3 separate regions of the Homo sapiens genome follow, and all the other regions are linked to region 1. The links are chromatin contacts, found by Hi-C or POLR2A ChIA-PET in ENCODE. All regions are on one chromosome and are shown on one strand. Each heading gives the region's core, a stretch centred on a gene start or an enhancer-like site at or near the end of the contact. The rest is flanking DNA. Distances are from core to core; before and after follow the strand shown.

What was found. Hi-C counts contacts between places; a loop is a spot of excess contacts on that map. ChIA-PET counts read pairs that join two places held with the same protein, here RNA polymerase II (POLR2A). Pooled maps may share reads with other maps.
Region 2: a loop to region 1 is called in a pooled map, with 4 times the contacts of the local background. The contact joins two enhancer-like sites. A Hi-C loop is called at or near these places in 7 of 50 pooled maps. POLR2A ChIA-PET finds 5 or more read pairs at or near these places in 2 of 52 experiments (OCI-LY7 and naive thymus-derived CD4-positive, alpha-beta T cell).
Region 3: a pooled map shows a loop between it and region 1 (5-fold over the local background). The contact joins the promoter of FOXN3-AS3 here to the enhancer-like site in region 1. A Hi-C loop is called at or near these places in 1 of 168 maps with a recorded cell type or tissue (natural killer cell), 2 of 37 single-sample maps with no recorded cell type and 7 of 50 pooled maps. POLR2A ChIA-PET finds 5 or more read pairs at or near these places in 3 of 52 experiments (GM12878, T-cell and naive thymus-derived CD8-positive, alpha-beta T cell).

What each region holds. Positions count from the first base shown.
Region 1 is chr14:89,766,428-89,769,722 of GRCh38, forward strand. No RefSeq gene overlaps it. Among named protein-coding and RNA genes, the nearest start is that of EFCAB11, 190 kb to the right of the region's middle. RefSeq lists enhancers at 756-1,025, 1,815-1,864. Within about 2 kb of position 1,489, at least 3 of the 41 ENCODE cell types and tissues checked have a DNase peak (open chromatin) inside an H3K27ac peak, as active enhancers do; they include GM12878, where a contact is called at or near this core.
Region 2 is chr14:89,274,902-89,278,196 of GRCh38, forward strand. The region is part of intron 4 of FOXN3 (forkhead box N3); the gene reads right to left. Among named protein-coding and RNA genes, the nearest start is that of FOXN3-AS3, 74 kb to the right of the region's middle. RefSeq lists an enhancer at 1,751-1,850. Within about 2 kb of position 1,695, at least 6 of the 41 ENCODE cell types and tissues checked have a DNase peak (open chromatin) inside an H3K27ac peak, as active enhancers do.
Region 3 is chr14:89,348,685-89,351,979 of GRCh38, forward strand. FOXN3-AS3 (FOXN3 antisense RNA 3) reads left to right here and starts at 1,603. Exons shown (of 2, transcript NR_188029.1): 1 at 1,603-1,809. It overlaps FOXN3 (forkhead box N3), which reads right to left. Exons shown (of 6, transcript NM_005197.4): 3 at 1,988-2,124. RefSeq lists a silencer at 2,732-2,781.

The DNA of each region.
Region 1 (3,295 bases), core at 239-2,738:
TCTCTCTCTGTCATGCCCTCAATCTCTCCAGACACTGGCTGGGGCCCTTTTCTGATGGACCCACCACCCAGATCCCAGTATCAGGCCACCCAGCTTTCAGGGTCACTTCCTGCCTAGATCTTTGCCTCACCTCTCTCTACCTCTTCACTGAGTTGCTCAAACTACACCTGAACTTGACATGCTTATTAGCTTCTCACCAATGATGACAGTGAGCAAAGTCTTTTTTTTCCTGGAAAGGACTAATTCCAAAAAACCATAATTCTTAGGAGCTATGTATTTTTCTTTCAAAATAAGAACTTGAATCCCAAGAGAAAATGTACACCCTTGTAGTTTAGATCACAAGGGCATGACTTGTCAACTCAGAGAGTGGCCTACAGCCTTGGTTCCATCTCTTGCTAGCTGTGGGACTTAGGCATATAACTTACCATCTCCGAGCTCTGGGTTCCACAACTGGAAAACTATCCTAAGCACAGCACCTACCTTTCAGCACTATAAGGAAGATTATGGAAGATTAAATGAGGTACACTGCCCGGTGCATGGCAAGCACAAAGTAAAGTTACTTATAATAATAATTGATTTATAATAACATGAATTTTAAATATCAGTAAATTGGCACTGATTTTTTAGTTGCTAAAATGTTACTGCCTGGGCTTTTGTGAGAAGTAGTTCAGTGCAGTCAGCGTTTCAATTTTTCATTCTGAAATCTTGTCTAACTCCTTACTTCCTCCTTTCCCTGGTGGACTCAAGCAGTGGAGGTCCCAGTGTGCCTTACACCTGAGGAGGTGTGGTGTGTACATCAAAATCAAGCCTGCTTCCTTTTGGTAAATAGTTACACCACACCAGGCGAGGGCCTGCCTACTCCAGTGTGGCCGATGTATTTTTCCAAACCCATAATCAACCCAGAGATCATTGGCCCAACCACATCTGCTGCCCTTGATATTACATCTTGGAGTGGCAGTTGAGGGCCTGGCCAAGTAGAGAACTTGTCTTTTGGGGATGAAGTAGCATTCTCCCCCAACTCTCACTTTCTTTTCTACACGTGGATTTCTTTCTGAGTCTCATTTTATCTTTGTCTTTTTGGCTTTCTTTGTCTACACAATTGTTTTATTTATTTATTTGCCCCATCCCCCTACTTTTTTTGCAATGGGGTCTCTATGTTGCCCAGAAGCATCTGGAACACCTGGGCTCAAGCGATCCTCCCATCTCAGCCTCCCAAGTAGCTGGGACTACAGGCCCGAGTTACCACATGCAGCCCCACGATTGTTCCTTTTTACATATTAAATAACCTATGCTTAATTTAGAAAATGCAAAAAATGAAAAGATGGGGAAAAAAACCAAACACGTAACTCCTGCACCTTGGTGTGTACCCATCCAGAACACTACACATGCACACAATTTTTGTTTTCTCGGAAATAAAATCATATGAGCTAGACCAGTGGTTCTCAATCAGGGTGATTTTTCCCCCACAGAAGACATTCAGCAATGTCTGCAGACATTTTAGGTTGTCAAAACTGGGGCAGGTGGTGATACTGGCATCTAGTGGTTGAGGCCAGAGATACTGCTAAACATCCTAAAACGCACAGGCCAGCCCTCAACAACAACAAATTACCTAGCCCCAAATGTCAAAAGGCCCAAGGTTAGGAAACTCTGGTCTAGACCACGGTTAAGCAAACTACTGCCCTCCTGGTTGGCTACCTGTTTTTATAAATAAAGTTTTATTAGAACACGGAGATGTCCATTCATTTCTATGTCATCTATGGCTGCTTTGACTTACAACGCAAGTGAGCAGTTGTAACAGAAACTGTGTGGTCACAAGTCCTAAAATAAATATGAGCCACATATGAAATTTCAAGTTTTTCTAGTAGCCACATTTTTTTAAAGTACAAAAAAAGCAGGGGAAATTAATGTTAGTAATATGCCCCAAATATTATCATTTCAACCTTGAATCAACATAAAAATTAATGAAATATTGTTATATTCTTTTATTTCCATATTAAGTCTTCACTTACAGCACTTCTCAATTCAGACTAGTCACATTTTTTTTTTTTTTTTTGAGACGGAGTTTTGCTCTCATTGCCCAGGCTAGAGTGCAGTGGCACAATCTCAGCTTACCACAACCTCCTCCTCTCAGGTTCAAGCGATTCTCCTGCCTCAGCCTCCCGAGTAGCTGGGATTACAGGCACGTGCCACCACGCCCGGCTAATTTTGTATTTTTAGTAGAGACTGGGTTTCTCCATGTTGGTCAGGCTGGTCTCGAATTCCGACCTTAGGTGGTCCACCCACCTCAGCCTCCCAAAGTGCTGGGATTATAGGCATGAGCCACTGTGCCTGGCCCAGACTAGTCACATTTTAAGTGCTCACGTTGCTGGTGGCTATTGTATTACACAATGCAGGTCTACACTGCATTTTTCACTAAACTGCTTTTTTAAATTATTTTACTTTTAATTTTATTTTATATATATTTTTGAGACGAAGTTTCACTCTTGTCACCCAGGCTGGAGGGCAGTGGCGCGATCTCGGCTCACCACAATCTCTGCCTCCTGGGTTCAAATGATTCTCCTGCCTCAGCCGCCCTAGCAGCTGGAACTACAGGTGCATACCACCACACCCGGCTAATTTTTTTTTTATTTTTAGTAAAGACAGGGTTTCACTACGTTGGCCAGGCTGGTCTCGAACTCCTGACCTCAAGTGGTCCCCCTGCCTCGGCTTCCCAAAGTGCTGGGATTATAGGTGTGAGCCACTGTGCCCTGCCACTAAAAAAAAAAAGTGCTGCTTTTTTTACTTAATGGAAATAAAAGTCTTCTCATGTCCACCATATATTTTTATATCTCTTTTAAAGCGTTCAACTTTTTTAAAAGATTCCAATTTTCTGGATGTTTATATTGCTTCTGAGTTTCACAATTATGAACGATTCTGCCACGAACATTCTTAGATAAAGCTTTTTCACCTCATCTGTAATTATTTCCTTAGGATAAACTCCCAGATGTGCGTCAAAGAGCAAAGAAACATTTTTAAGGGTTTTGAAATATATATATTTTTAAGAATAATACCTTCCCTACAAGATGATTACAAGAATTACGTTAGTACATGTAAATCAATTTTATTAATTCAAGTAAGGTCAATAAAACTTAAAATAGTAGGCTGGGCACAGTGGCTCACACCTGTAATCCCAGCACTTTGGGAGACAGAAGTGGGCAGATGACGAGGTCAGGAGATTGAGACCATCCTGGCTAACACGGTGAAACCCCGTCTCTATTAAAAATACAAAAAATTAGCCAGGTGTGGTGGCAGACGC
Region 2 (3,295 bases), core at 445-2,944, 490 kb before region 1:
ACTTTGAGCCAGGAAGGCGAAGAGTGCAAGGAAACCACATTCGGAGGATTTTAGCCCTATTTTCCTAAGAGTTGCAGTTTTGTAAAATATTTCAATAGCTAACCTTGATTGGGAATTTAGCATGAACTGTCCTATGTGCTTGACTAATGTGAATCCACCAAATCCTCACCAGGACTCCAGGAGACAAGCATTGTCATGACTCCTAAAGAGAAGTTAAGCCAGCTGCCCAAGAAACCAACACAGGGTTCACTTCCAGGTTGTCCAAACCTATAATATATCGTATTGTCTCCCTAAGATCCAAAGGACCTTGGAAAATCATCTTGTTTGGGGATGGGTATCTTCAGCCAGCCTTCCACCCACTCTGTCCTCTCCTTGCACCCGCAGCAGACACAGCTGGCTGAAGGTAACACTCTTTCTCCACTGAGCCAGAACTAAGCATCAAAATCCATTCTGACCTATTTTGGGGGAAGTTGCTAGAGTGGAACAGAGCTGGTACTAGATAGGGAATCTTTGCCATCGCTGAGGTCTGCTCCTTAAATTGCAAATGAAGCGCTAGGTATGCCACGTGGCTTGTCCAAGGTCACAAAGTTTACCAAGTGAAGGGTTGAGACCAGAACCCAGGTCCCTTGACTCATAATCCAGTGTTCCTTCCACTATAACTTCCTCTTGAGCCTTTCATGGCATGAAAGACAACCAAGGTGAGGTATCTCATACATTTCAGCAGTAAAAGTTCGTAGCAGAGTTATGGGAGGGGTAAGAGTTGTGGAGAAGGGGTGATAAACGCTGTTACTCCCAAGTAAGTTTGGATATGAAGCCAACCTAGAACATGGGAAACTGGTATTCCTCAAAGCAAGTCATCTAACCATCATGTCAACTTCATGCACATTCTACGGACTGCGTGTACATTGGTGCACATGGAGGAACAGCATGCATCTCACAGCAGAAGACCTGGTTTCCTTTTTCCCTATTTTAGCTGTGGGGGTGGGTAGGTGGGAGTCTAAGGCAACACAATCCTCCTCTGTGAGCTGAAAATGCCTTTAAGTCCTTCCATTACATTAGCTCGTCCAGTGTGAGTTGTCAGAAGTAAACGGATGGCCAGGCACAGTGGCTTAAGCATGTAATCCCAGCACTTTGGGAGGCCAAGGCAGATGGATCACATGAGATCAAAAGTTCGAGACCAGCCTGGCCAACACAGCAAATCCCCATCTCTACTAAAAATACGTAAAAATTAGCTGAGTGGGGTAGTGGATGCCTGTAATCCCAGCTACTTGGAAGGCTGAGGCAGAAGAATCACTTGAACCCGGGAGGCAGAGGTTGCAGTGAGCCAAGATCACACCACTTGCACACCAGCCTGGGCGACAAGAGCAAGACTCCGTCTCAACAACAGCAACAATAACAACAACCAACAGAAGTGAATGGAAATAAAATATGTTAGATAATTTATTTTAATTCTACCACCGCATCCTAGGGACACAGAGTTGATAATAATTAGAGGCCCAATACTATAGTGACGGAGAAAAGGAAGAGGGAAGAATGACCAGAAGGGTATAAGGGTGTCAAGTGAGTCACTGGAAAGGTTTGTAAAACCAGTGGTTTCATCTGTGCTGAGAGTGGCTGGGCTTCTTAGAGTGGGTGGGCCAAGCAGCCTTTTCCAAGAAGGGCTAGGACTCGTGGTCTGACCACAGAACGGGCTGTGAGTGGTTGAGAGGGTGGGACCTGGTTGAGAGGGTGGGACCTGGACTTCCCCTGGGGATCTCCAGCCTAACCCAGGACTGGACACACAGAGATGTACCATCAAGAAATGCTTGCAGGTGGGGTGGGGAGGGTAGGCCCAGGGAATGCCTGCTTGGAGGAAGAGCTAGAAATAAAAGCAGGCCAAAATGGTCAGGCAGTAGCTCCTCTCTGAACAAAACTCCGTGGGGAGCTCTGAGGCCAACAGGGCCTACCAAGACCAAGAGGGCAGAAGTAGGATATAAAATCAGCATGGCTTGTGGCAACTTTCAGCAGAAGGCATGAAGCTACCAAGAGCAGAGGTGCCTATGTCATTTTGGGATGAAACCATCAGAGACCAGATGAAGGGTCAGATTAGGGGTGAGGAATGTCTTTAATTATGAATCACTGACTCATTACAACAAATCATCCAAGGGTGATGTTTTAATAAAGTAACCTAATTTTAAGTTTGATGGGTGAATGGAATATGGGGGAGGGGGACAGGGAGTTTGGAAATGGGAAAATATAAAAAAGACTTTATTCTTTTCATTAACAAAATAAGAGAGATTAGTAAATGAATTAAACGAATAAAATAAAGAACACGTTTCAAACACATAGAGACCGTAACACAGAGACACACAGACACAAGAAGAAGGCACGGTGGGGACACCTGTCAGCTGGCCACGCCTGCAGGGCTCTGAATAAGCCACTCTTCTGTTCAGCCTGCCCTGGGTCCCCTCTGAAAAATGAGCTTGTCCCCTTCTAATGCTCTGCTTGGTTTCCATTGTACAAGAATTGAAGTGCTCTCTAGCCTGCTGAAACTGTCTGTAGCAGCCTAAATGGCATTTAAAATAAAGACTGTGAACTGATGAAATGACCAATTATGTTAAGTACCCATGCCTGGTGTAATCCAAACCAAATCTTACCCCATTATCCTCGAAACCGAGAGGTGATTCAGCAGCCCCTCTTGCCAGTGATTCTGAACCAAAATACAGGCACCCGACGTCCAGGGAGGACCTCGAGAACAACCAGTTAATTCTTACAATTGGTTTTGTGCTGGGAAAAATAAAGGTACTAAGTTTCCACTCTAAACCAAACAACGATTTGACAATGAAAACTGGTGCCCCGCTCTAACTATTAGGTCATTTTGATTTCAACTTTGCTTCAGGTTTTAACTTCCATTATTTCCTCTTCAGACATTGCATTATTCTTCCCGTCGCTATACAAAGGTGTCTATGAAGTGCTCAGGTTCCGCGCTGTTGCTATGGTCTCTGTGAAGCTAAGTTCTCTGGTTATTTCTCTTTCTTGCAATGACATTTTTTTTCTATTTCCACACACCTAAATCTATCTGCTTTTTTAAGGCCTTAAGTGTCAGTTCTCCCAAGAAATGACAGCCCCTCTGCTCCCACCCTTCTGACAAAAATAGGTCTCCCTCCTCTACACGACAGGGCACCCCCACTGTATTAGTCCATTTTCACGCTGCTGATAAAGACATACTGGAGACTGGGTAATTTATAAAGAAAAAGAGGTTTAATGGACTCACAGTTCCACGTGGCTGGAGAGGCCTCACAATCATGGTGGAAGA
Region 3 (3,295 bases), core at 353-2,852, 420 kb before region 1:
GATAAAGGCTGGAGGTGACGGAGTGGGGTCTGAAATATTCCTTCGGAAATGATTTTCATTACAAAAGCTCTGGTTCATCTGCATTTTTATGTCTATATTAAAAATCAAATGAAGTCATTAAGCTAAGGCCAGCTCAGAATGCCTCTCGCCTGAATATGCATTCCTGTTCCAACCCCCAGAGCTCCTCTATAATCCTTCGAATTATTAAATAATTACTGTGTTTCCCTCGGGGTCACATTTGGCAACAAAATACTGGTCTAAAGGAACCAATGACATGACCCAGTGAGTAACACTCATGTTCTTAACTTCCTAGAAGCAAAGGGAGATGAAATACTTCTGAGGTGCAGAGTGGAAAACCCAGAGAAGGGTATTCCATGCAGCTTGGAGAGTCGGGGGGTGGGGGTAGAATGACAAAGAAACATGAGAATCTGGGAAATATTTCAATAATTAGTGTCACGTCCTCCTTCACCAACCTTGTACATCGGCAATTCTCCACTCCAATCCTGGTTCTCTTCCATTTGGGGAGTGGCTATGGCCACAAGGAGAAAACCAAGCATATGGCTCTGTCCTTCTGGACATGTCTACTATGTTGGCTGGGCTGCTTTGGAAAATCCCACTTTCTCTCCTACAGCTATATGACCTCAAGTTGTCATTTCGAATAAAGTATGCTTCCACTGATTTTTATGAACACAGACAAAAGCTGCTACAACCTTCCCCCCCACACACCAAACCTTTCAAATCAACTGTAGTTGCTATGTAAGGTTATTTGTTTCTAAGGCAACAGTGTATATCTAAGTACTAATGGCCTGTCCTTTTGCCAGGCAACAAACAGCCTTGTGATGCAACTGCACCTGTCTCGGCTACGCGTTACTATGGAGACGCTCCAGTTGCTATGGGTACCATCACGCTAATCGCCTAGCAAAGGCAGACATACAGCAGTCTTCTCAGAGAGCCCAGCTGTTCCTCCCTGTCTCTTGCTGAAGACTGATTGTCTAGGGCCTGTGATGGAATGCTTCTCAACTGAGATGCAGAAGAACTTCATTAATGCTATTTCAGAAGATCACTTTGTGCTCCCTCCTGCAGAACAAACAGCAGACTAGGAAAAGAATCTGCAAAGAAGTGGACTGTAAAATTCCTGAAGTCTATGACATCATGCCATCCCTAATTAACCTCAACTTGCAGTCCAAGGATAATTCCTCTTAACTAGGTGGTTACGATAGAAACATTTCTATACATTTTTAAATATTTTTTTGTAGAACTGAGGAATGCACTTCAAATTCAAGTACTATGTATTCATAAAAATTGATCTTAAAAATTTGGTTCTGATTATTTGGCTCTCTTTTGGAATCTAACATTAAGACACTTTTTAAAAAAGTGACAGGCTACTTACCCTCCCTTCCAATGATATATTTGTAAAAATGGTACCCATGACCTTACTGTCTCAAACAAATGGGCATGTGAGGAGGATAAAATGTCTCTATTGTTTCTACTGTTCTCCTTGAAGAAGCAAAGACCAAGTAACCACAACAAAATGGTCACCTGGGAGCACCGTCTACATGGAGACTGCGAAAGACAACAGTGGGGACAACTGAGTGAGCCTCCACTGAATGTCTGCAGAGACCGGCCAGATGAGGGGATGATGGAGTTGCCTGCTTGACTCGTTCCTGTACTTTTATCCCAACAAAACATGACACACACCGAGATGTGAAAGCTGTCGACTTTTCTTTGTAAATGTTTCTACCCAGGAAGACATGATTTCACCCACCATGAAGCCTTCTGGAAGCACATTCCTCTGACGCTGCAGCAGCGGTAAGGTTTGTAGGAAATACAACAGTGGATATGCCTCCTAATAATACTTAATTTCTTTCTCATTTACCTGCAGTTATTTTTAAAATCTCGTACGGCCTATTAAATTAATTTCCGCGCAGGTCTCTGCCAAAATAATGCCATTTCAGTAGACCAAAAAAAAGAAGTCTGAATTGCTTACCTTTGATATGCCTGAGGACAGGTGGGAGGTGTATTGAACACGTGTGGGTGTGGGTGATAAGGTGTCTTTTTCAAAGCCTGAATTAGATTTTGTCTATACTCTGGGTCTATGCACCACAACGACCCTTTCCCAATACTCTGCAAAGAAAATTAAAATACAAAGGCATTAATAGAGAATTATTAAGTACTTTGCAATAAGTAGATGTATAGCTATTATCACTTCTTTATTTTTAAAAGCTTCTCATTTGTTGACTGTTTGCCAGCCTTAAATATTATACTGACAGTAGAACTCCATAAAATGCACTTCAATCTTACTTGTATTATGTTTGATAGGCAAAATGAACATATTATTACCAGGTTATGGTGATACAACAATATTACAATTTTCATACCCAAACTACCAATAAAATGAGAATCTCATTGTTTTTCAGCGTCAACATTGAAGAACACGTGCATTCTCTTCTAAAAATGAATTTAACTGTGTCAGATTTCTAAAGTTTGGGGAAAAAAAAAAGAGGGCCGAGACACCCCCAAAAGTCCATCTCTGCTCCAGAAATTTAGTTATGTTTTAAAACCATATGACATCGGGATCATTTTATAAAAACAGAAAAGTAATCCCCTTGTTTCTTTCCAGCTTACTCACAAAAGAATGACATTTACTCTTGGAATAGAATTCTGTAATTACCTTCCCTAAGCAACAAAAGAACTCAGGCAGCAATGGTAAAGCCCAACTCAGAATCCACTATTTATTTTTTGGATTCCTCAGTTCCCAGCAATCGACTCCAGCCATTAAGAGTTGAATCTTTAGAAGTCAAACTTTAAAATGCAAATTTTCTAAAACCGTTCTGTGGAGAGAGGGAGGCTTCCTGTGAGGCCCACTTCCTGTGAAGCGTTTGGTCTATGGACAGCCTATTTTTAAAAATGTAAGTCCTTCCTTTGAGGCCCCCCGGAACTGGCAGCAGGCCGACGGGCAATCGTTCCTCTGGCCGCACACTTTCAAGTGACCGAATGTACCCAAACTGTTTGATAAGGTCATTTGTAAATATTTACTGATTTGCAGAGAAAAGAAGTTAAATTACATAAACCCGTGCCCACCTCCTGCTTTCAGCCAACAGTAAGATTGATGTTGTCCTCCAACATTTAGAAAGCAAACAAGAAGCTGTTTAACTAACATGGGGGAAGGGGACAATCCAAGAAAATCCCACTGAAGGAGCTGTAAAAACAAGTTACTCCTAAAATCTTTTTAAAAGTTTAAAAAAATCTGTGTTTCATCATCAGTTCACCCGAGTAGTTTCCTTACAAACATTAT